Regions from separate parts of the Homo sapiens genome. Here region 2 is linked to region 1. The links are chromatin loops, found by intact Hi-C in ENCODE. Cell type or tissue: mammary epithelial cell. All regions are shown on one strand.

The links. A loop is a pair of places that touch in the nucleus more often than their neighbours do. Peaks named below come from ENCODE experiments on the same cell type or tissue, not always from the same donor. Only the 100,000 strongest peaks of a DNase experiment are listed, where the experiment ranks them.
Region 2: it touches region 1 in a loop (10-fold over the local background); 2 of 110 quality-filtered maps call a loop at or near these places.

Annotation. Positions count from the first base shown.
Region 1 is chr9:125,407,173-125,409,672 of GRCh38, reverse strand. No RefSeq gene overlaps it. Among named protein-coding and RNA genes, the nearest start is that of GAPVD1, 150 kb to the right of the region's middle. RefSeq lists enhancers at 132-181, 1,384-1,978 and a silencer at 1,222-1,531. In mammary epithelial cell, a CTCF peak has its summit at 1,525 (motif pointing left); no DNase peak of the experiment used is centred here; H3K4me3 peaks cover 1,031 bases.
Region 2 is chr9:125,821,351-125,823,850 of GRCh38, reverse strand. All of the region lies in intron 2 of PBX3 (PBX homeobox 3), which reads right to left. Among named protein-coding and RNA genes, the nearest start is that of PBX3, 75 kb to the right of the region's middle. In mammary epithelial cell, no CTCF peak of the experiment used is centred here; no DNase peak of the experiment used is centred here; H3K27ac peaks cover 429 bases.

The sequences.
Region 1 (2,500 bases):
GTCTGTGTGTGTGGTGTGTGTCTGGGCCCCCAAGCTCTGGCTCCTGTAAGGCCACCTTTCCTGCCCCCTCCTCCTCTGATCACATCGTCGGGTATGAGCCACAAGTCCCACCTGCTCTGCTGGACGGGACTTCCCTGGCCGGGGTGGGGCCTCGCTCATCTCTGAACCTCCTCTCCCAACCCACCCTCCAGGGCGCCTCCCAGCCCTGGGCCTCGCTTGCTGTGTGGATTCTGGGAGCCCTTGGGCTGGGAAGGACCTATGGTCCCCACCTCCAGGCACAGGCAGCTCGCCCCCTCCAGGGGCTCCCTGGGGTGGCTGGTTTGGGGGAAGTCGATCCGACCCTCCACCCCCTAAATCGGCCCGGCCTCGAGTCAGGGACGTCCCCCAGAGGCTCCGATGCCCCTTTCCAGCTGCGCGACTTGGAGCAGGTTCCGCATCCACGATAGCGAGGGGGTCCGGGCGCGGTGGCTCACGCCTGTAATTCCAGCACTTTGGGAGGTCAAGGTGGGCGGATCATCTGAGGCCAGGAGTTTGAGACCAGCCTGGCCAACATGGTGAAACCCTGTCTCTACTAAAAATACAAAATTAGTTGGGCGTGGTGGCAGGCGCCTGTAATCCCAGCTACTCGGGAGGCTGAGGCAGGACAATCGCTTGAACCCGGGAGGCGGAGGTTGCAGTGAGCCGAAATCGTGCCACTGCACTGCAGCCTGGGCAACAGAGCGAGACTCCGTCTCAAAAAAAGAAAAAAGAAGAAAGAAAAGAAAAAGAAAAGATAGCGAGGGGATCAAAGGGCTTTCTCCGGGCGCGGCGTGGTCTCAGGAGGACGCATGGAAGACGCGCACACGCGGCTCCCCTTCCTTCCCCCGGGGAGGGTGACATTTCCCAGCCAAGGCTGCCCTCGGGAAAGCAGCCAGGGAGCCCGAAGGCTGGATGCTGAGCGGGAGGAAGGGGCGCCTGCCTGTCCCTACCCACCGTCGCTTGCGTCCCCACGGGCACAGCTCGCAGCCTGGGCCTTGCGTCCTCCCTGACCAGGGCCCGCAGAGAAGGAAGTGCGAGAACAAAGGAAGGGTCCCCTGCCGGCCGCGCCCACGGCCTCCGCGCACGCACACGGCCGACGGACACAGCCCAGAGCGCGATCCTTCCACGCCGGGGCCCCCGCCCTAGCGGCCTCCCGGACCTCGGCTCCCTCGCACGCCCGCGCGGCTGGGAAGGCCCGAGGGTACGGGGGACCCGTTTCTGGAGCCTTCGCAGCCGAGGCCCAGCGGTGGCAGCTGCGGGGATCGGGAGTAGGGGGTGGGGCAGGGGGCCCGTCCGCCCCGGGTTCGCACCCCGTCCGGTGCCCGCGCGTCGCTCTCGGTCTTGGCCCAACGGGGTGTGAACCTGGGTGCCCTAAAAACACCTGGGATCTCCGCGGACCGACGGCGGTGGGAACGGCCACGGGGGACGCTGAAGCCCCGCGGGTCCCGGCTCCGCACCACCCTCGGCCTGGGCGACGGAAACCCAACTGCAGCCTCGCGGCGCCACCTACCGACCGGATTCCGTAGCTAGATTCCCGGCCCCGGGGCGCCCCGTGAGTCCCGCGGTGTACCCGGCTCCCTCTGGCTCCCGGTTCGTCTCTTCCTCCTCCGGGGGCTCCCACCCCAAGTCTCGACGCCGCCCTGCAGCAGACAGCCCGGCCCGGCTCAGGCCTCGGACTCGGTCCTCGTGGAAGGGGAAGGGGTGTTTAAGCTGCCCGGGTCCAGGCGGTATCTCCTGAGCCCGGGGAGCTGAGGCCCCGTCCCCCGCGCCACCACAGGGAGGGACCATTTCCACGTTTACAGAGGGGGAAACTGAGGCCGAGGACCGAGCCCTGACTGTTTTTATGTGGAATTGGGGCAGCTGAACCAGGCCTGCAACCTCTTTCCGCCCCTCTCCAGATCTCTGACCCTGCTCGTCTCCCAGCACCACCCACTCATCCCGAGAGCTCTGCCCCTCTCACTCCACCCAGCCCCCAGCTCTCCTCTGAACCCCCCAGCCACATCCTGCCATCTGTCCTCAGGGACTGCACCTGCCTGTTTAACTCTGTCCTGGATTCTTTGAAAAATCACACACCAGGGAAAGAGGCCCTTGGAGACCCAGCCTCCAACCCCACCGTAAACCCCAGAAACCAAGGCCCTCACCGCCCCACTGTCCTGGCCTGAGCTCTGCGAATTAACATGGTTGTCTGTCTAGACTGGATCCTTCAGTCACCGCCCACCACTGCCTACCGGGCCCAGCGGGGACGTGGCACTTAACACTTGTGCAGATGACAACAGTGAGGGCCCTGGAGCTCATGCTCTGGGCCAGCCGTGAGAATCTCTCCTGTGACCCTCAGCAAATCAGCCCTGTGGGGTGGCAGGACAGTCCTGTGTCCTTAACAACAGGGATGCATTCTGAGAAATGCATCAGCTGCGAAGAGCATAGAGTGGATTTACGCCAGCCGAGATGGTGCGGCCCCTACACACCTGGCTCTTGCCCCTGG
Region 2 (2,500 bases), 410 kb before region 1:
ACCCACCTCAGCCTCCCAAAGTGCTGGGATTACAGACATGAGCCACCGCGCCCAGCCTAGCCTACTTTTCTCTAGTCAAAACACGTTCCAAATCTTTTAACTGTTTCCCATTGGATCTGTACTTCCTTCTCTTAACCATTCTTTTCTGTCTTCTAAACCCCAAGATAAAAACATACAGAATTCTTTTTTAATCTTTCTTTCTTTCTTTTTTTAAAAAAGGAGACTGATCCAAAGTAGCTAACACAGAAATTTCATTGAGGCACTAACAGACTATTTAGCCTTTAAAACTTTATTTAACACTATTACCAAAAAAAAAAGTAATTTATCCTCCTTAAAAAGGACCATATTAACATTATATATGTTAAATTCAGTCTTTTAAAAACTATCTTTGTATCTTGAAATCAGCATTAAGATGAAAGCAAGAGATATTACTGTTGCTATGGTAATACTTCAATGAACAGCATAACACACACTGGTACATAAAAACCATTTTCTGAGCAGCATGTACAGGTAAATAAAAGTTAAATAGCACATCAACAACAATTTCCTCACAGGGTCATGACAACTTTTATTTGTGATGCTTATTTTTATATATTACAGTGACTGAAGTAAATTTGAAAATGTCAATAATCAACAGCAATGGTCAGCATTTGCAGAGGGAACCAGAGAATGTTCGTTTCTCCACTTTTCCCACAACTGTATTTTGGAGTTTCAAGAACCACAGAAGCGTCATCAAATATGACCATACCACAAACTTACACATACAAGAGGCATACTTGCTAAATAGGCAAACATAGGTGAGTTAGGAGAATTAATGAATGGTGGGAGGTTCTGACAAAGTAAAACTCACATCTTTTTTTTTTTTTTAGCTACTTAGCAAACAAAACAAAAAAACTAAAAAACCCCACAAGTTATATAACTATTGATATGGATGATCCATAAAATCCCAAAATTCAACTACTCATTATGGGGTGTTTCACAAGTATGAAGTACTGAATTAAGGTTGAGGGTATCATAATGTATTATGTGGGGTTTTAAATAATAACTCAATATAATAAGCTACTATACTGAGATACCCTGTATTAATGTACAAAAAACATTAATGAAATATATGCTTTGATTGGATTATGCAGCCTTTCTTCTACATTCAAATTACAATCCAAGTTGAACTCAAAGACAAGTTTCCTTTTAAAACATTTCTCTAAACTAGTGGAAAAAAATGTTTATAAAAATAGTGTAGTCTGAGTCTGAATAAACGGTATGCTCAGGGAAATTTCAGGTTTCAACGTAAAGAAATATACACATTTTAGAGTTTCTAAAGAAAGAGTATTATTTACAATGAAAAACCACATCTAAGGAAGAAACGTTTTTAAACTCTGGAGAACAGGGAAAAAAAGAAGAGTACCTCCTTTAAAAATAATTTTCAGTCATCAGTAAAGATCTTTCCCAGATCTTGTGTACAAGAGGAAAACCACTGCCATGGCTACGTGTAAGAGCATTCCTTATCCCCAATGCCAAATGGGCAATAGAACAGACAAAGTCCATTCTTTTAAAGCTATATGCTGTATATGCTGAGGTTAAAAATATTTACACAAAATTTTATAAAGAAGAAACAATATATTTGAGTCATAAAAATAAGTTAGCTCTCTGCCACCATTTACTACCCACCTTTAAATATTAAATTTTAATTTTACTTATTTAGGAAAAATTACATAATTCTTCATAGCACAGTTTAAAAATAACTCCACTATTAATGCAGGCCCTTTATTTAATCACAGGCTAATTTACTCCTGACAGAAAGTAAATTCCACTATTTTCTGTGAGGCTTTATGAAATTGCCATCATTTTTAATTAATTCTTAATTAAAATATATTACACCACAGCTTCTACCCATCTCTCTTGATATTCTAACATAATCAATTCAAGACCATTTACATATCATTAATTAAAAGCCTTCCTCTCTCATCCTTAAAATCATAATGAGGCTCTATTTCTCATTAGCAGCCTTTAAGGGGTAAAACAACAATACAGTCAAGAATGAATAGTAACTTGAAACAAATAATTTGTACTTTTTAAAACTATATAGTGGACAGAGCTAATTTCAAAATTTCTCAAATTTGAGAATCCTTGAATTATTTCACTGTGTTTCACAGGGGAACCACCAGAGCAACAATTGGTGATAAAATGAAACTAATCTTCAAATGAGTTAAGCAATAAATTCGGTAAGAAATAGTAGCATCTTTGAGATCTGGGAAAACCAAATAGATTTCTTTATTTAGACAATAACAAATCTTACCATGAAATACTACCAACAAGTTAGTTACTACAGAAAAGTAAAAAATAACACAATTAATATGATCTTGTCTTCATTTCCATTTTTAAAAATTAATCCCCTATATTAATCCTTTCCTTTAAAAAAGATTCTTTCTTTCAACTAAAGTCCATTGTTAGTATCTCTTAAATCTTAAGATACAATTAGAAAAATGTAATTGAAATTTAT